Regions from separate parts of the Homo sapiens genome. Here region 1 is linked to region 2. A link is an interaction called in ENCODE POLR2A ChIA-PET data of the cell type or tissue named here. Cell type or tissue: A673. All regions are shown on one strand. Each heading gives the region's core, and the rest is flanking DNA. Links, peaks and the distances in the headings are about the cores only.

Evidence for each region. Peaks named below come from ENCODE experiments on the same cell type or tissue, not always from the same donor. Only the 100,000 strongest peaks of a DNase experiment are listed, where the experiment ranks them.
Region 1: POLR2A ChIA-PET joins it to region 2 with 15 read pairs; 3 of 35 experiments call an interaction of 5 or more read pairs at or near these places.

The regions. Positions count from the first base shown.
Region 1 is chr3:65,886,079-65,896,714 of GRCh38, reverse strand. The region is part of intron 1 of MAGI1 (membrane associated guanylate kinase, WW and PDZ domain containing 1); the gene reads left to right. The region is part of intron 2 of MAGI1-IT1 (MAGI1 intronic transcript 1); the gene reads left to right. MAGI1-AS1 (MAGI1 antisense RNA 1) reads right to left here and starts at 2,899. Exons shown (of 3, transcript NR_046575.1): 1 at 2,798-2,899. In A673, for the core only: no CTCF peak of the experiment used is centred there; a DNase peak (open chromatin) is centred at 7,194; H3K27ac peaks cover 374 bases.
Region 2 is chr3:65,796,570-65,807,205 of GRCh38, reverse strand. The region is part of intron 1 of MAGI1 (membrane associated guanylate kinase, WW and PDZ domain containing 1); the gene reads left to right. Among named protein-coding and RNA genes, the nearest start is that of MAGI1-AS1, 92 kb to the left of the region's middle. In A673, for the core only: no CTCF peak of the experiment used is centred there; no DNase peak of the experiment used is centred there.

The DNA of each region.
Region 1 (10,636 bases), core at 704-8,703, 90 kb before region 2:
GGGTATTTAGGTTGTTTCCAGTTTGTTTGTTTGTTTGTTTGTTTGAGACGGGGTCTCTGATGCCCTGCCTGGAGTGCAGTGGCACAATCATAGTTCACTGTAACTTCAAACTTATGGGCTCCAGCGATCCTCCTGCCCCAGCCTCCTGCATAGCTGGGACTACAAGTGTGAACCACCGTGTCCAGCCAGTTTTTCATGTTTTAAACAACTCTTTGTTGAATGTCCTTGTAGCTAAATCTTTGTCCACATGATTCGTAGTTTTCTTGGACAAGCTCCACAGATGTGATATTCCTGAGTCCAAGGTTTTGATAATTTCAAGTCGTTTTTTCTTCTTCCTAAACCACATATAACTAAATTGTCCTCGATTGATAACCTTCCTGTCAGCCATGGGCATGGTTGTACTTTTTTTTTTTTGTCGTGATTACTGCTGTTAGTGATAATAATAAAAATACTTATTATATACGCTGGTGGGTTTCAGTTTTGACTGGGACTTCAGTTTTCTTCCTTGTCTGAGTCCTGTTACTTATGCCTGAATTTAAAGTGAGTGGGAACATTGGCCTTTTGTCTATTGCCTATAGGGAGAAAAATACCGCAGTGGGTGGAGATTTTGGTCTGGCTGGGGGCTTCCCCATGTCAGCCAGGCTGTTAGGTACTATTGAGCTGGTCCTTGCAGCATCACTTCTTGAGGTTTACAGAGATGCAATGGTAGTGGGTCAGCCTGTATTCCTCTCCAAGCTGGGGGCAGGGGCGCTGAGTGAGTGTTTCCAACAAAGAACAACCTGGGTATCTATCTGCTTGTAGGCAGCTAAGGAATGCTGAATAATTAATAGCTTTCCAGGGAAATATTACTTGCTATAGTTGAATATTCTTTTGGATTTAATGCCAGCTATAGTTTGATGATTGAAAAGTCCCTTTGAGGAAAAAGTGTTTAGAAGCAAATATATTGATGGTACTGATAAATACTGTTTTTCAATGTTAAAATGGAGGGTAACTGACGTAAGTTTGGATGGGGCTTCATCATCTCAATGACTTTGATTTTAGCCATTACTGTGCACTTGGCACATGAAACTATAATGAATTTAGGTTAAGTTATTCCCTTTGATACAGAAAGCTGCCGGATAGATAGATGGTCATTGATCATATAAAGAGTCTTTGTAGGGATTTGGAAAGAAAAAATTAGATTATTGTTTGAAGACAAAGGTAGTGTCTACCATGCCTTGCCTTCTCGAATGAATTGTAGTACTTTTGAGAATTCTGGTCTCTGACCCTGAGGGTGGCAGTTTAATTTCTGAAACCTGAAGGTGTCACACAAACTCAGACCAGCAAATTGCCTGTATATTTCACATGTTGTGTTCCTTAATGCCCATGGTTAAGACATTGAGTGGAGAGAATAGGGGCTGGAGAAGAGGTGCTGAAGTTTTGAATGGGGGACTCTGTGTGTTGTACTAGCTGTGAACCCGTCTAGGGAACAAGTGCTGACACTGCCCACTTAGAAGAAGACACATTTGTTAAAGAAGTACAGTTGCCTTTATGTCTGGCATTTTAGTTAACCAGTAGCAAAATAAAGGACTGATGGATTTATTATCAGATTATGCCCAACCATGCACATATTGCCAAGTCCTCCATGAACATCACAGATATCTAAAATAAAAGAGACGTTTTTATTTGTTTTAATAAATAACATTAGCTAGCACCTCCGTTTCCAACCATTCAGTCCTGTTTGGAAATGCCACAGTGATGGGTGTGTGTTATTTTGAACTCATGTGAAGGTTCCATGACAACGGTAAACATTCATATTGCACATTTTCATAAGGCAGTGAATCTGGATGAGGCAAGTGGCCTCAGCCGGCAATAAAGATGTGTTATGAAATTTCCCATGCCAGAAGAGACACTCATAGCTGGGATTGGCCTTTTCAAAAGCAGTTGATGGTGATGAGTGATAACTCCCCTTTTAGTTTTGGCATCAGATGGAGTTTGTAGCTCATTGGCTTCATTGTGTTGCCTGGGTATCTCCTATTTAGACTTAATTGGATGGTTTGCACCACTGTCCTAGGTGGTTGCTAGTCTTTTCAAGGACTATCCTTACTGAATACTCTTGGTATTGTATTTCTCTTTTCTTACACGAATCCTCAATTACAACAACAAAGAAAATGCTAACATTTGACATCACTGGTAAACTAAGAATGCTTTAGATTAGGATTTCCATTTGCTGCCTTTCCAAATTTGATAATTTATATTTGGATATCCTTTTAGCATATTTTTGGTGGAATGGTTCACTTTATTATTATTTTTAAAAGATGGATGTGTCCTAGCTTTCACCAAGGAACAACTCAGTTTAGATGGAATGTTTTATAAATATGATGTAATGGAAATTGAACAGGATTTGGAGTCACAAGGGCCTGTGTTGGCATCTTAGTGCCATTATTTATTGTGTGACCTTGGGCAATCACATAGCCTTTCTGAACTTCCATTTTCTCACTAGTAGGTAGGGATGATATTATTGATTGTTATTTAGGGGTTGTGGCAGAAATTATGCTGTTCTTACAACTTTGAGATTCTTTCCATAGGGAGGCGGGTAGTGATGTCTCGTTCCTTCTTTTTGTATGGAGGGGTGGCCATGTGATTATGGTGGAGCAGTGCTGTGAGACTTCCAAGATAGGGTCATAAAAGGTGGTATAGCTTCTACCTGGTTCTTTTGGGACACTTGACTTTGGAAACCAGCTAGGAGGCTGCAGGGGAGCTCAAGGAGCCAAATGGTGAGGCCACATCCAAGTGTTCCAGGGGAGGTGAAACACACCTGAGGTTTCAGATGATTCTAGCCCTGGGCCATTGAGTTGCCTGCAGTCTTCCCAGTGTAAGATTCAGACATCAGGAAGCAGAGACAAGCATTTCAGCTGTGCTTTGTACAAATTCCTGACTCACAGAAATTGTGAAAGATAATAAAATGATTGTTGTTAGTTTAAGCCGTTATATTTTGGGATGATTTATTACGCAGCAGTAGATAATTGTAATAAAGAAATCATGAATTCAAATAGTAGTTCTTCTTCTAATTTTGCATACTGTCTTTACCACTTAGTAACTGTGTAACCTGGGGCAAAATTTGTAATTTCTTTGTGTCTGTTTTCTTAATTGTAAATGGGACTCGCGTAATTCCCTCTGGACTTCTGATGAGAATTAGTGATTTAATACTTGATACGCTCAATAAATGTTGCTTGTCATTATTTTCTATTAAACTATATTGTTGGATTTTTGAGAATGCATGAAGAAACTTAACGTTAATTGTGTTTTGATTTTTAAAGGCGTTATGTAAATTTTGTTTTGTGCTTTTCTCCAGGCAAGAAACCGGTTTGAATGTAATTTTCATGAAATGAAAAAAAAAAAGAAAAATGAATAGTAAATCTGATGTTAGTATCTGCCATTTATTTCACATTTTTTTTTCTGAGGTTGTATATGTCTGGGAACCTTTGGCTTTGCTTGGTAGAAAGAGGACTAATGACTCCAATTAGAGGACATCAGTAGAGAAGAAGGGATGAAGGATGGGAGATAGGAAAGAAATCTTATTTTCAGTAACTTATGTGCCAGAAACTGCACTGTAGCCTTTTACCAGTGTAGCCTTCTTAGATACTCTGAGAGAGATAATAAGAGAAGAATGGATTGTTACTTAATTTTTATCGTCCCTGAAATTGAGGTTGTTAGTGTCCTTCTCTGGTGTGTTACCTGGGGAAAGGAACAATGATTGCAGTTTTACTTTCAGGCTAAAAGCTACAAATCTGAGCTCACATTTCTGTTTGTTTCTGCCTCTGACCCTGGGTGGCTTTGTGACCTCTCTAAGCCTCAGTTTCTTCAGTTGTCAAATGGGTCTAATAGTGTTTCCTATTTCCTGTCATTGTTAAAGAAGAGCCCATGAGAATCTGTTTCCTAACCTAGCTTGGTCATAAGAATGATTGTAATGCATTTTTTAAAATAATGGGACCCATCCCAGAGCTACAGAATTAGAATTTCCAGGGATTCTGTGATTAAGTGCCCCAGGTAAGTCTTACTGTTAGGCTGATTTGGGAGACATTAAAACAATGTGTAAAGTTGAACAGTTAACACCTAATACATAAATGTTAGCTGCTGTTATAATTATACTTAACATTAATTTAATGTTTTAGGTAAGTTCTTTTATATACGTTCTTTAGATTTGCTTTGGTAGGTTTTGATAATTTCTAAAAAATAAACACAAGAATGCCTTGTATGCCACTTAATAAAATGTTGGTATGCCACTTAATAAAATCTGATTCTGCTATTATTATCTTAAACAAAATCTGATTCTGCTATTATTTTATGTCCATCAAAAAGTTATGCAAAGTTTTCTCTTTTTCTTTCCTCTCTGAAATATAGACGATCATAACTAAGTTAATGAGTTTCCTCCCAACCTTTCCTCTTGAAGCTTAGGAGGACCATGGATTGAGACATCTTTTTCTGTAACATAATTAAAGAAAAATAGCTTCACAGTTAGGGTCACTGAACCTTGAGGGAATTTGCCCATTGGCTGCCCATCAGGCTGTGATCAGAAGTTTTCGTGTTATGTGTTACATAATTAAGGATGGGGAATAGCTATTTCAGAGACTCTAATTAAAGACTGTGTTCTCTATATAATGAGTATCTATAATGAGTTTTCTGTATAAAGTATCTATTTAGAACAATATGGGAGGGGGTGTATCTCATTGTCCAGCATAATCCTATAATAACTGGTTACTTGTCACAAATTTGAATTGGAGCAACACGGGTATATATATATATATATATATATATATATATATATATATATATATATATATATATATTATACTTTAAGTTCTAGGGTACATTTGCACAATGTGCAGGTTTGTTACGTATGTATACATGTGCCATGTTGGTGTGCTGCACCCATTAACTCATCATTTACATTAGGTATATCTCCTAAAGCTATCCCTCCCCCTCCCCCCACCCCACAACAGGCCCCAGACAACAGGGGTTTGTATCCCAGTCTTCCAACACCTTAGGGCTATTGTCATGCATGTTGCTTGTCAAGTATTTTGCTGAATACTTTGGAGTATGGTTGCTTTTGTCACCCTTGGTTATATTGTGTATCACGTTGACTCCTGCAAAATAGTGGGGAAAAGTAACCTTGGTAATGTATAATTAACTTATGAAGTAGAAAATACTTCTGTCCCTTAATCTAACATTTTAGTTTGTTGGGGCTTATTGTGCTAGCAGCCCAGGCTTCTCTTCCCGTTGTGCTTTAAGGGTTTTATTGATGGTGCTTACCTAAGTCCTAGTTCAGTGATTGGTCAGTGATGGGTGGTAGCGCCTGGCATATTACCAGATTTGTAATAGGTGCTCAGTAAATGACTTCTTACCATTACAGTTATCTGTCTCATTCTTTAAAGAGCAAGTAGTTGTCCATGTTACAAACCCATTAGAATAGTTTTTTTCTTCTTGTTATTGGTTTCTTTCTTTCCTTTTTTTTTTTTTGTGTGTGTTTTTCTGTGACAGGGGCTCACTCAGTCGCCCAGGCTGAAGTGTAATGGCGCACTGCATCCTCTGCCTCCTGAGCTCAAGCTATCCTCCCACCTCAGCCTCCCAAGTAGCTAGGACTACAGGTGCATGCCACCGTGCCTGGCTAATTTTTGTAATTTTTGTAGAGATGGGGTTTTGCCGTGTTGCCCAGACTGGTCTTGAACTCCTGGCCTCAAGCAATCCTCCTGCCTGTCAGCCTTCACAAAGTGCTAGGATTAGAGGTGTGAACCACTGCCCAGGCTGGAATAGGTTTTGTTGTCTAAACAAACGAGGCGATACATTTTATTTTTGTTTTTCTTTCCAAGTTAATGTTTTGTGCTGTTCCAGCTGTCTATTGACAAGTACAATAGGAGGAGTTCAATCAATGTAGCTTATTGGGATAGTTCTAAAATTGGAATCTGGGTTGCCATTCCAGCTGTATGACTGGCCTTGGGCAAGATCCTTCAACCATAGTGGTTCTCAACTTGTACCTCTTATAAATGGATGGGCTGATATTTTGTGACTTGTTCAACTCCTGAGTTTTTGGCTATGTGAATCTGCTCGTTCTTTTAAAGAAGTGTTTGCGTTGGATGTGGTGTTAAAGTTGGAATGTTCTTGCAAGTCCTTTGGGAAATTTTGGTCCTTGGATCTGTGCTGGGCCTTGTTCAGACATGAAATGAGAAAAATATTGTTGAATTTTATAAAGCTTAATGTTTTGAAGTTGGATGCACAAGAACATGTTTCTGACCTCCTCGGTGTGTGTGTGTGCCTGTGTGTGAGTTGGGAAGGCATATGATGAGTTTTTTTGTTTGTTTGTTTTTTGTTTTGAGACGGAGTCTCGCTCTGTCGCCCAGGCTGAAGTGCAGTGGCGCTATCTCTGCTCACTGCAAGCTCCGCCTCCTGGGTTGACGCCATTCTCCTGCCTCAGCCTCCCGAGTAGCTGGGACTGCAGGCGCCCGCCACCACGCCCGGCTAATTTTTTTGTATTTTTAGTAGAGACGGGGTTTCACTGTGTTAGCCAGGATGGTCTCGATCTCCTGACCTCGTGATCCGTCCACTCGGCCTCCCAAAGTGCCGGGATTACAGGCGTGAGCCACCGCGACTGGCCGGCATATCATGAGTTTTTAATGTCATCTGGAGCTAAAAACTGGTTGCCCACTTTTATTTTTTTCTGTGAACAGCATGAGGTAGACATTAAGATAACAATCTGTTGAAAGGCACAAAGCTTGCTTGTGTGCTTTGGCTTTTATAAGGAACACTGCAGTGACCATCTTCATACATGTGGCAGCATCCTCATGCTTCTCTGTTGTGAACACATACCAATACATTTCTGTATATACCAGTACATTCTGCTTATCTTTTTGGTGTTGGCTCAGGTGGCTCCCCCTCCAGGAAGCCTTACCTGACAACCCCCCATGCCCCCATACTATGAGTGTAAATTTTCTCAATATAGTAGCTCTCAATAGATGGTAACTGACATTATTATTTTCCTTATTAGTACAGATTCTTTCACTGTTGTGTTACTTACTGTTATGTTAAGGCCTCCCAAGTTAAACTCCTGTGTTGCACTGACTTTGGAATGCAGACTACTGTTTCTGGCAGCAGCTTTTAGGCGAGTATTTCTCCCCTGCCTCACAGATGTTCAAAAGTTGGTTGGCATGAGCTTAGAATTTTTTGAACGTCACCAGTGGTATTCAAGAATAGTCATTACTATGACTCATGATGTAGCTGAATAGAGGAGAGAACAGAGAATCATGACTCTGTACTGAAAATGTTGAGTGTGTCGCTAAGCCCAGAAGAGAAAAGTCTGTGCAGATACAAAATATGTAGCAGCAACTGGTCTTCTAAAAAGACAGAAACAGAAGGGGTTCTTGCCTTTTTAAAGTGATGGATCTTTCCCATCTCCTTGCCCACATTCTCTCCTACATATCAGATGATTACTTTCTTTGCTTATTTAATTCAGCCATCTCACTCTGACCCATGGACATTATATCAGCCAGGTCAACTGAAGGATCACTCTGGATTAGTGTGGTGGTTTCAGTCTTTTAGAGGCTATGCTTCAGAAAGTTTCACAGATGCTTACTTAATATTAGTTGTACTTTTAGCGTCTCTTGGTTTTGGAAAACTGCTATGAATCTGATAATGAATAGTACTAGCCTATAGAGGTCATTATACATTATATCTTTGTAATATTATATTTGTTACATATGTATACATACACACATATATAAATATATACATAAACATACACACATATATGGCATCTGTATATTATAGAAAATACTTTTACTCACATTTTTTTAGCGCACAGATAATTTCTGGTGTACCTGTAGAATCCCAAACCCCTTGGAATAACCATTTTCCATCTGTCAGATTTTGTGGTTCATAGTTTTTGGGAGCATTGAATTGGAAGGTCTTGGGCATCCTGGCCAGTCTTCTGGCTTTTTTCTTTTTTTTAGAAAGGAGAAATTAAAGCTTTTAGTTCTTTAAACTCAGTATTTCATTTTTGAGTGTTTAAAAAAAATCTTAAAGATTCTTAAATGTGTATGTACTTGTGTATATGTGTGTGTTTAAGACTTGTGAATCCAGTTGCTAGTTTTAATTCTAAATCTCCTTTCATTTCTAATGTCATTAAAAATTTTATCCCATTTACTACTTGTATAATTTTATTTTCTTAACATCTGCCAGTGGTAACTTGCAATGTATTCCAACATGTTTTTCTTCTTAACGTAGCCTCATAGGAATTCTTTTGGACATAAAGGTTTATAATGGGCCTCTTGAATACTTTGGTTGCCAATGCTAGACATATACTAATTCCCTGCTCAGTACTTCCCTTGGCTCTGACTCTGAAGATGAAAGACATAGTCTTCCTTTCTCAACCTCTCCTTGACTATTCTTGTGCTTTTGTAAAGTTATTGAGATGGGTTCTGATGCTTCATATGGCTTCTTAGATTTTAAGTCCTGTCACCATTAGGAAAAATCTGTTCTAGGAATGTTTGAAGTTCAGGGCCTTCACACACAATTATGTAGCAGCTTTCTTACCATCAGGTTGGATAGTGGGAATTGTTTTCACAGTAGAGAGAAGGTAATTTCGCTAATCAACTGGGCACCTTTTATAAAGATTGGGTTTTGCTGATCTCAAAAAATCTTAGTTTGGTGATAGGTTCTTTATGAAACACAGAATATACCATATTGAACTAATATCAACTTGAATGATACAGTCAGTTATTGAGAGTGTAATATACAGGTTCTAATAGTTGCTAACGATGAATATGATGTTAATGTTTGTTTTATGTGCATGATCATTTAGGATACTGTATCTATGCTGTTCTCTTGTGTGGAAATAAATTCAATGAATAATAGGTCACTCAGTAAGTGAGATAATGGGCAATGTACCATATCCTCATGTGGTCTTGAAAGCTTTAAGACATTGATCGAAGCTCAAAGATGAACTGACTTACTATCCAAATTGAAAACACTGTGCCTTAGATAATAGTGGTGTCCTATGATTGTGAGCTTATTAACGTCCTAACCAGACATAGAATTTTTATTTTTCTGTCTCTTTAGTTTTTCATGAGTTTTATGTTTACTGTCTCTGTCTAAGAGAAATTGTGGTATTTGGTAAAGGTAAGGAAGTTAAAGAAATAGATACAGGTTTTATGGTATGTTATAGTTTTTTTTAATGCACAGTAGAAGTTACAGGTTTATGAATTTACATCCCAGAATTCAGAAGGCTGTGGTTTTATTTGTAGATAGAAATCTTATTTCCCCCTCTTGCCCCTGCCCTTTTTTTTTTTTTTTTCTGGTATCAGTCTGCTGTACAGAGTTCTAATATGTGCTTTATTTTTGTAGTTTTTGTGTATTACTAAAGTAATACATGTTTGTGGCAAAAATTCAAATAAAACACAGGAATATAAAGTAGAAAACTAAATTTTTCCTGTTATCTCCTTCTGTTCTCAACCTAAAATTCTAATCCTCCAGAGGCAACCAGTTTGGGATATATTTTTTCAATTTTTCTATACAGATAAAAATATGCATATGATCTTTGGAATCTTTTTTTGAGATGGCATACATACTTATTTTACTCATGTCTGAGAATCTTGGTTTCAACTTAGACTATTCTTAATCAGTATTTTATATTTATTTTAAGTGCACCTTGTATTTTATGAGTTTGCACAGAAGCCTTTGACATTAACTAGGTACTTTATTTTCTTAAATTATTAAGAAATGACAGTGGTGTATACCCATTCTGAAATGTTTTTTGGAGAAGAGATGTGTAGGATCAGGTAGGAGAAATTAATAGTTTACTGGTTCAATACTGGTTATTTTGTTCAAGCTTTCTGTGTATCAGCCAACATATAGGTTTGGCTGCATTAGCAGTTACCTCAAATCACAGTGGCTTCAATATAGTAGAAGTTCATTTCTACCTTATGTAACGGTCTAGCCATGTAACAGTCCTACGCTACTGTGATTCTGCAAGGTTGGGGACTGAGATTCTGTCTCATATATTGCTCTGTCATTATAGAGATATTGTCCTCCTGTGCATTCTGGCTAGTGAGACGGAGACAAGAGGAGAGCAGGTCTCTTCTCTTCACAGACACGGCTTGGAAATGACACACTGTGCTTCTGCTCACATCTCATAAGCCAGACCTTGCTCGTGTGGCCATAACTAGCTGCAACAAAAGCCTTTAATGAGGGCAGCCATATGCTCAACTGAGAGTTTGGAGGAAGGGGAGAATGTATTTTTGGAGGTAACTCAGTCTTTGCTGAAGATCATGCCTTTATTATTTTTTTAAAAAGAGAATCTTGAGACACGCTTATTTGAGATTAAATGAAAAATCCCTTTGATGTACCAAATGAAAAAAAATTGCTATTTAGAATATTTTCTTGTCCTCATCCATTTATGCAGTTTGACTGTCAAAAAATACAACATATAATCTTGCTAATAATAGGACATTTACATATGAACTTTCTGTGCAGAATTGGTGTGAAACAGTATCTTATTAGGTAATAAAACTATGCAAAATAGGGAGATACGGAATATAAGAGCCTATTTCTCAATGGAATGAAAGGTTGGCCCATTACAGTTCTAAACTTAAGTATATAGCACATT
Region 2 (10,636 bases), core at 1,553-9,552:
AATTACCCAGTCTAAGGCGTTCTGTTATAGCAACAGGAACAGATTAGGACAGCATCTTACTGTGTGACCTTAAATAGGGCATTTAACTTTCCTGAGCCTCAGTTTCTTTACTATAAAATGTGGAAAATTAGAATACCTGTCTCATAGGGTGGTCTTACAGAAGAAAGTGTATATAAAGTACTTGGCATAGCATCTGAGTAGAGTACTGAATAGGAGGAAATTGTTTTTATTATTTTATTGCTATGATGATGTTTCCATCGTTATCATCATCAACTATGTCATCAGTATAAATCAGTAGTTCTCAAATGATGGATGGTTATTGCACTGTCTCCTCCCTCCCCTCTTCAAGGGGGACATTTGGAATGTCTGGAACAGTTTTTATAGTCACAAACTATGGGGTGTGCTACTGGCATCTAGTGGACAGGGTCCAGGCATGGTATATTTAGATCAGTTTGATATAAACTAATTTTCAGATGACATCACTGATTGGTGTGCACAATTCATTTGTATCAGTAAATTGATATTGATAAAAACTCCAGCAGAATTAAATTTAAAGGAGTTTAACTGAGCAATGAATGATTGGGGAACTGGACAGCCATCTGAGCCAGAGAAGTTTCCGAGATTCCAACGCAGTTATGTGGTGGGAGACTTACGGGCAAAAAATGGAAAGTGACGTACAGAAAACGGAAGTGAGGTACAGTAACAGTTGAATTGGTTACAGCTCGGCGTTTGCCCTATTAAAACACAGTTCAAACAGTTGGCTACATTTTTTTTTTTTGAAATGGAGTTTCCCTCTGTTGCCAGTCTGGAGTGAAGTGGCATGATCTCAGCTCACTGCAACCTCTGCCTCCCATGTTCAAAGGATTCTCTTGCCTCAGCCTCCCGAGTAGCTGGGACCACAGGCGCACACTACCATGCCCGGCTAATTTTTGTATTTTTGGTAGAGATGGGGTTTCATCATGTTGGCCAGGATGGTCTTGATCTCCCGACCTTGTGATCCACCTGCCTCAGCCTCCCAAAGTGCTGGGATTACAGGCATGAGCCACCGTGCCTGGCCAGCTATATTTTTGAAAAAAATTTTTAATTTTTAAAAAATTTCTTTATATTTTATTTTAAGTTCCAGGATACATGTGTAGGATGTGCAGATTTGTTACCTAGGTAAACATTTGCTATGGTGGTTTGCTGCACTTATGAACCTATCACATAGGTATTAAGCCCTGCATCTATTAGCTATTTATCCTGATGCTCTCCTTTCCCCTGTCCCCCACCTGACAGGCCCCAGTGTGTGTTATTCCCCTCCCTGTGTCCATGTGTTCTCATTGTTCAGCTCCCAATTATGAGTGAGAACATGCGGTGTTTAGTTTTCTGTTCCTGTGTTACTTTGCTGAGGATGATGGCTTCCAGCTCCATCTATGTCCCTCCAAAGGACATGATCTTGTTCCTTTTTATGGCTGCATAGTATTCCACGGTGTATATGTGCCACATTTTCTTTATCCAGCCTATTGCTGATGGGCATTTAGGTTGATTCCATGTCTTTGCTATTGTGAATGTGCTTCAGTGAACATACACGTGCATGTACCTTTGTAATAGAATGATTTATATTCCTCTGGGTATATACCCAGTAATGGGATTGCCGGGTCAAATGGTATTTCTGGTTCTAGATCCTTGAGGAATCGCCACACTGTCTTCCACAATGGTTGAACTAATTTGTGTTCCCACCAACACTGTAAAAGCATTCCTGTTTCTCCACAGCCTCGCCAGCGTCTCTTGTTTCTTGACTTTTTAATAATTGCCATTCTGACTGGCATAAGATGGTATTTCATTGTGGTTTTGATTTGCATTTCTCTAATGATCAGTGATGTTGAGCTTTTTTTCATACGTTTGTTGGCTGCATAAATGACTTCTTTTGAGAAGTGTCTGTTCTTGTCTTTTGCCCACTTTTTAATGGGGTTGTTTGTTTTTTCTTGTAAATTTGTTTAAGTTCCTTATAGATTCTGGATATTAGACCTTTGTCAGATAGATAGATTTCAAAAATTTTCTCCCATTCCACAGGTTGTCTGTTTGCTCTGATGATAGTTTCTTTTGTTGTACATTAACTCTTTAGTTTAGTTAGGTCCCATTTGTCAATTTTTGGTTTTGTTCACAATTGTTTTTGATGTTTTTGTCATGAAATCTTTTCCCATGCCTATATCCTGAATCATATTGCCTAGATTTTCTTCTAGGGTTTTTATAGTTTTGGGTTTTACATTTAAGTCTTGAATCCATCTTGAGTTAATTTTTGTATAAGGTGTAAGGAAGGGTTCCAGTTTCAATTTTCTGCATATGGCTAGCCAGTTCTACCAGCACCATTTATTAAATAGGGAATCCATTCTCCATTGATTGTTTTTGTCCGGTTTGTCAAAGATCAGATGGTTGTAGATGTGTGGCCTTATTTCTGAGATCTCTATTCTGTTCCATTGGTCTTTGTGCCTGTTTTGGTACCAGTGCCATGCCGTTTTGATTACTGTACAGTTGGGTACATTTGATTGGGAAAAACTTGGTGATTGGCACAAGTGTAGGCTACGGTCCGTTTACATTGCCACTTGCTATAGTTCATGATGTGTACAGAAAAACCTTTAGACCAAATTTAAAATATGTAAAGAGGCAGCTTTAGGCTAAACTTGATTTAATAACGTAAATATCAATTTATATCAGTATATAACATGTATTAATATAATATCAATATAATTTATATCAGTATAACATATTGATATAAATATCAATGTAATTTATATCAATTCATATCAATATTTATATATATCAGTTTATACCAATAAATTTATATCAATTTATTGATATAAATACATTGCTTATACCAGTCAGTGATGTTATCTGAAAATCTCTCCCCTCTCTTAATGTTCTGATGTCACTGTGTGTGTTTTTTTTTTTTTTTACTAAGCCATCTGAGAAATGTTCTGTTTTGCAAAATGGTTAATTCTTTAGAATGTTCTTATTTGTGGCTTGTGCCACGCAGGGTCTCTGCCAGGCCATTGGAGGAGCTAATAGTGTGATGCTTTTCTGTTCTTCTACATCAGTAAGATGAATGTTTGTTTTTCGAATTTCTTCAGTGTTATAAAGGGGACTTGAATGTTCTTAGAGTTTTCTCTTGGAAAGATGCAGAGTGGAATTTAGGGATGCCTCAGTTTGTGCTAGGTTCTTGTTAATCTATCATGATTGTCTTAAAGGTTTAAGGAGTCTTCCTGAATCTTGGTTACAATTTTTGTTGAAGCACTCGTGTTATTGTTTCTGAGTTAGAGGAGGTGTGAGATCTTTTGTCATATGCAAAATTCATTTAAGAAATTATTTTTCAGTACTTGGTTTTCTCTTCTTGTATGAGTTTGCTAAGCATAATGGCCTCCAGCACCAATACTGCATGTTCTCACTTGTAAGTGGGAGCTAAATGATGAGAACACGTGGACACAGAGAGGGGAACAACAGACACTGGGGCCTACTGGAAGGTAGAGGGTGACAGGAGAGAGAGAATCTGGAAAAATAGCTGTTGGATACTAGGCTTAGTACCTGAGTGATGAAATAATCTGTTCAACAAACTCCCATGACACGAGTTTACCTATATAACAAACCTGCATATGTACCCCTGAACCTAAAATTAAAACAAAAAAGAAATTATTTTTCCTGCTGACATGCTCAAATGATGGATTGAACAAGATTTCACAGGGAATAATTTAAAGATGAGAATGTAGAGAGGTCATGTAATATCACATCTAAAATTTCCTTTTAGGAAATTTTAAGTCTATCTTTTATTTATAGTCAGTAAGCATGTAAAGGAAAATTATTTAAGCATTGAGCATTGAGGGAAAATGTATTAAAATTAGAAACCTTTGATATTTTTTCATATGTACAATCTCTATTACAGTAAATTTCACCTACAATATTTTAGTCCAAACAGTGTTAAATTGTCACCTGCTGTTATAATATCGCAGGATTCCTAATACTATTTTTAATTGACATCACTTTACTGGATTAGAGATGTTTGCTAACTCTAGTTAAAAAAAATCAGCTCATTTAGCTGTTATCTTATTCAAAGTGAAATACTTTGATTTTGCAAGTAGCAGAAAACAAAGAAACAAAAAAATGGGCAAGGATGTTATTAAAATAAGGCCATATTGAAGCAGTGTGGTGGGAGTACTGGTAATGTCCTCTCTCTCTCTTCATCTGCATGTTGGTTACATGGATGTCTTTATCAGTAGAAAATGTTGAGGTTATAGAGATGAAATTTGTGTTTTTCACCATAGATGAGTTAGATGCCAACAAAAGACACACACACACACACACACACACACACACACACACACACACAGATGAGATGATCTTTTGAGTGGAGTTTTGGAGAGTGTGTTGAAGTCACCATGGAAGGAAAATGGTTAGGCATTCGGTACTTGAGGCAGGAAACTAGGCATTCTTCAGTCATCCATTCAGTCAGCCATTTAATATTTACCTAATTCAGTGTTTGTTTTATGCCAGGTATTGTGTACTTGATAGATGTTACAGGAATGAACAAAAGAAAGATGGTACTTGCCTGAGTGTTGCTACCAGATAATTGAACTGAATTGATATGAACAATTTGCAAGAGCCACTGCTTTCTGAACCCCAGGGTGCAATGTGGATTTGGGCACATTTTTAGAGGGCCTTGAAGTAATTCTAAAGGACTTTTTATTTTTCTAGACATTTCTTACACAGATGCTCTGTTTACCATCTTTTATTTTTAATTACACGAGTAACTCATGAATGCGTTCACATGGTGAAAAATTACAACCCCAAGGAGGAATGGAGAGTTGCCTCCATCTTCCTTGTCTCCCCCATCCCTCCCATCAAATAGAATTTAGAATTCTCCTATCAGAATAACCATTTTGTTCAGACCTTTTCTGATAGGATATGGAAAGGAGGGAGGGAAGGAGGAGAATTTTAAGGGCAGAATTGTACCTCAAATGCTAAGAATAATGCGTTGCACATAGTAGGCTCTCAGAAAAATTTTAACTGAATGAAGATGTTTTAGGGCAGTGGTCCCCAACCTTTTTGGCACCAGGGACCGGTTTCATGGAAGTCAAATTTTCCAGGAGGTTGAGTGGGGCAGGGAGCATGGTTTCAGGATGAAACTGTTCCACCTCAGACCATCAAGCATTAGTTAGATTCTAATAAGGAGTGTCCAACCTAGATCCCCAACATGTGCAGTTCAAAATAGGTTTCATGGTCCTCTGGGAATTGAATGCCTCTGCTGATATCACAGGAGGCCCAGCTCAGGAGGTAATGCTAGTTTACTGCCCCCATCCTGCTGTGTGGCTGGGTTCCTAGCAGGCCATGGACTGGTAGCAGTCTGTGGCCCGGGGTTTGGGGACCCCTGCTTTAGGGGTTAATAAAGTAGAAAATCTTATAGTGAATTGAAAAGTTTTTGTTTCTATGCATTTTCTTACCCAACAGATATTTAAAATATAATTACTGTCATGTTAGGTTCCACTAAACTTTAAAACCTATCTGCATTTTTTAAAGAGTTGAGAGCCATTGGGTTAGAATGTAGGAGAAGTGATTGGTCGAGGAGCTGTTAGAAAGTGAAGGAGGCTGTCAGGGAGATGGAGACCTGGATTTGCAGAGGTCTTCCTCAGATCTTGATAATGGAGAGCTTTTTTCCAGCCAAGTTGGCCTATAATGCTGTTTCTGCTAAGTGATCCAAGTACGGTTATTCATCTCTAAATTTGGTCATCACTTTGATGGAATCTAAGACTTAAGCGACCGGACATTTTTCTAGAATGTTATAACTTTGCATCTGACTTCAAGACCTAGCTACTTTGACCATTTCAAAGCTTTGGATTTTCTTTCCCTCATCAGACCTTTCCTTTGGATGCTCTGTATTAGATCTCAAAAGACTCAAATGATTGGTATTGTCTGCATCAGTGTTTCTGTTTAACTTGAAGCTAAACCCATGCTGTTCTTGAAATCTGTATTTTTTCTTGACTTCCTATTTTATTTTTCCATTTCAGGAAGTGATTATTTCATTGGAAACATTAGATCTGTGTTGCCCAAGAAGAGTTTTACCTGAAATTATTCTTTATCTCTCATTTTCATAAGTGTCTCAAATATAAACCAATGGTGCTTGACAATTTGCAAATAAATATAAAGTGACAGAGGAGAAGAACTAAGTAGGAACTTCCAGGGAGATTTGCCTGTGAGCACCTGATTCATCCAACTCTGTTTTATCCCAGGGGAAATATTACATTGGTGCAGAAGTGACTGCGGTTTTTACTATTACTTTTAATGGCGAAAACCACAATTAATTTTGCACCAACCTAACAGGAACAATAAACTGTGTGACAAATAGATTCACTCTAAGATAAAGGAAGAAAATATATGAGAAAAATATCAGGCAGTCCTGGTAGAAGCTAACATCAAAATACTTGGAAACCATAGGAATGGATACATATTTAAAAATTTTATTTTATTTTTAGTTTTAGTTTTTGCTATCACTCCTTTTCAGAAGCAACAATTTTGCCAATTTCTTACATCAGTTTTTTTTTTAATCTAATTAAAAAACGTATTTCCCATGGTGGGAGTTCATATCTTATTGGATGCATTTCTGATTGTTTGAAGCAGTCCATGTTCTGCCCTTCCAAGCACCTGTTCACTGGGCCTGTTTGCTGGGTTATAAAGACTATGAGACTGGACAATTGGACTCACTGATACACAATGTCTGGTTTTGCTAAGGTTTCCCTCTAACTCTTTGTGGGGATAAAAAAGAAATTCACAATTACTAAAAGATACTCTTCAGTGTATAGAAAATACTCCAAGGGGAGGGAAGGATTGATTATATTTAATATTTAACATGCCACCCCTAAAACTTTGCTTGCTCCTACATTGAACTACCCTGACACCTTTAAATGTAAGAACCACAAATTAATGATGAAGAAGAAAAAGAAGCTGATGATCAGGATTAGCACTTACTAAAGGCTTGCCACGTGCCAGGCATTATTCTGAATGCTTTACATGTGTTAAGTCACCTGTTCGCCACTAGAACCCCATATGGAGCAGGTATTATTAGGCTCTCCATTTATGGATGAGGAAACTGAAACTTGGGAGGAAAGTAACATGCCCAACGCCATTCAGCAAAGTAAGTGGTAGACTTGGAATTAGGCAGTCGGAACCTTCAGGAAGTCTGAATAATTGGGAAACGTAGTATTAACTTATTTTAAAATGGTACATTATTTGTGTTTAAATAATATGCTTGCTTGTTTTATCTATTTTTTTCAACTTCCAGACATCTTCTCAGCTGAAGAATATTTAAATGTAAAGCGTTGGGTACAATTATTAATGTGAGGGGAAAATGTGCAATACACTACAGAGTTTTCAAAAGTTGTGGAAACATCAGCCCAAATAAATATTTTTTAAAAAACACATAAATATGAGTTTTGTTTGCATATTCATTTAAAACTACAATTAACTGACATGTCAGCTGCTCTTTTATTATGTGTAGTCCTCCTTTATCTGCAGGAGATATCTTCCAAGACCCCCAGTGGATGCCTCAAACCATGGAATAGTACCAAATTCTATAGTATACTTTGCTCTTCCCCATACATACATATGTATGATAAAATTTAATTTATAAACTAGGCACAGTAATGAGATCAACAGCTTCTTCAACTCTGCTGGAAATGTGACAGCTGCTTCTTCATCAGCAGATAGAGACTCTCCAGTAATTTTTGTATTTTTCGGTACAAGCTTATCTTGAATCTGCACAACCATTCGCTACTTGCAACAAATAACTTAGTGTCACTCATTTTAGGGGATCCCTTGCTGAAGTCTTTGTATAGGCTCGGTGCTTCCTGGTGCCACATGTTTCAGTCAGTTGGAACCCATTTCTGTTGATGTCTTCCACCCAAACATTTTTCTTTCCTTTTGAACTAAGTACTTGTAATGCACTGTGGCCATAACTTTTGTAGTTTGAAGTGCAACAGAAAAGTAGCACGAATTTCTTTTTCCTTCATTACAGTTTCACAGATAGAATACTATAGAGCTCAGCAACCTCAGCATATGATTTTTTTCTTTGCTTATTAAATCGAGAATTTTCACCTTTTTCACTAACAGAAGCACATTACAGCTTCCCTTTTGGCTGTTTGACTTGCTAGCCTCACTAGTCTTGCACTCTCGGGTCATCATTAGGTAAAATAAAGGTTTCTTGAACACAAGCACTGTGATACTTTGACAGTCGACCTGCTCACTGAGGTGGCCGATATGTGATTAATGGGTGGTGAGGGTATACGGGGTAGAAATGCTGTCCTAAAGGCCGGTTCCCCTTTGAGCTGGACACAGTGGAATGGTGAGAGATTTCATCACATCACTCAGGACGGTGCATGATTTAAAACTTATGAATTGTTTATTTCTGAAATTTTTCATTTAATATTTTTGGACTGTGGTTGACCGTAGGTAACTGAAACTGCAGAAAGCGAAGCCGTGGATAATGGGGGGACTACTGTAGCTGTAGTATTTCTAGAAATTCTTTTCATGAAAGGAAATTTCAGTTCACAAAGCTCCTGGGAATATTTATTTTGACTGCAATCAGCATGAATCTGCGAAGTTTAAGGAAACCCAGAGCATCCTTCCTAAGCCATGGTAAAGAGGCAAGAGCCATGGTAAAGGGCAGCACCCCTACACCTATCTTGGCCCGAGGCCTACAGTTGGCGGCTTCCTTTGGAACTTCAGAGTGTCTTTGATGTGCCTTTCAGAATGATGTCTGCTCCATGGGTCCTGATGACTTATGTTTCCCGGGAGGAAGAAAGGCATGGAATGGGCGAGGGGTTGTCATTTTCAGTGCTTCTGAGGCTGTGTTTGTTTGTTTGTTTGTTTGTTTGTTTGTTTTGAGATGGAGTCTCGCTTTGTTGCCCAGGCTGGAGTGCAGTGGTGTGATCTCGGCTCACGGCAAGCTCCGTCTCCCGGGTTCAAGTGATTCTCTTTTCTAAGCCTCCCAAGTAGCTGGGATTACAGGCACACCCCACCATGCCCAGCTAATTTTTGTATTTTTAGTAGAGACAGGGTTTCACCATGTTGGCCAGGATGGTCTCCATCTCTTGACCTCGTGATCTGCCTGCCTTGGCCTCCCAAAGTGCTGGGATGACAGGTGTGAGCCACTGCACCAGGCCAAGGCTATGTTTTTAAGGTGAAGAATTGAAGATGCATTTTAGAAATGAGACAAACTATATTCCTTTCAAGGGCTGTTGCTCCATAGCTGTAATGCCCATAAACAGTACAGCACAGTCCAATCCAAGGTTACGCTTAGATTTGAGTGTATCCTTAGATGACAAAACTTCCCAACATACATTGAATAATCTCCACTAGAAATCTGTGTTATTTTTCCTGTCCGTGCTCTGGATTCTTCAAAGTTCTTAAATATTAATATTGGTTAAAATATTAGTATTTATAGAAACTAGATTTCTGTTTTCTTTTTTTTGAGACTGGGTCTCACTGTGTTGCTCAAGCTGGAGTGCAGTGGTGTGATCATGGCCTACTGCAGCTTCGAACTCCAAGGCTCAGGTGATCACCTGACCTCAGTCTCCCAGGTAGCTGGGATTACAGGCCTTTGCCACCACACCAGGCTAATTTTCTTGTAGAGATGGGGTTTTGCCATGTTGCCCAGGCTGGTCTCGAACTCTGGGGCTCAAGCCGTCTGCATGGCTCGACTGCTCAAAGTACTGGGATTACAAGTATGAGCCAGTGTGCCTGGCCGGTTTCTGTTTTCTTTCTTCTCATTTTAAATCTATTTAATCAGAAGCAGCAGTTGCCATACATAGATCAGAGTAATTAAAAATCTATTCTAGAATAATGTAGTGAGTCATAGACTCTTTACAGGTATCCTGCCCCTATTAAAGCTTCCTTAGATGCATCCTTAATGTTTACTGGGCTAGTGTTTACCTGCCTCCACTCTTTCTTTTGAAAATGTAAGAGACCATTGCAGCTGGATAATGGCTTACATTGTCTGCACTAATTGGACTTGCCTTGTATCTCAGAGACTGAGGACTTTAATATTTTTTTCCAAACACTTAAAAGTGACTAGCAAATAACCACTTGAGCTTCATGTTTAATAGATAATCAGAACTCATGCGGCATAGCTAAGGTTTTCTGGATGAAAAGTAAATGCTGTTGGAAAAAAAAAATACAGATGATTAGTTTCAATCCAAGATCACACCCTTGGAAGATGAGAGAAAGAATGAAAAGTACCTGAAATTTTGTTGGTAACAGAGGAGGCATCCTCAAACTATGGCCCTGAGGCCAAATCTGACCCACAGCCTGTTTCTGTAAATAAAGTTTAGTGGTCACAGCCATTCCCATTTGTCATGTATAGTACAAGGCCGCTTTCCCATGACAGCAACAGAATTGAGAGGTTAGGGTAGAGAGCATATGGTCTGCAATGCCAACAGTATTTACTATCGGCACCTTATTATAGTTGAAATATGCCGACCCCTTGGTTAGAGCATTAGGAATAGCATATTATTATTCAGAAGGTTTAGGCATTTAAAAAGATTTAAAGTAAATGAATATAAATACTTTTAATTTTATTTCATGGCAAAACTTATTAATAGCTAACTTGCCCCACATA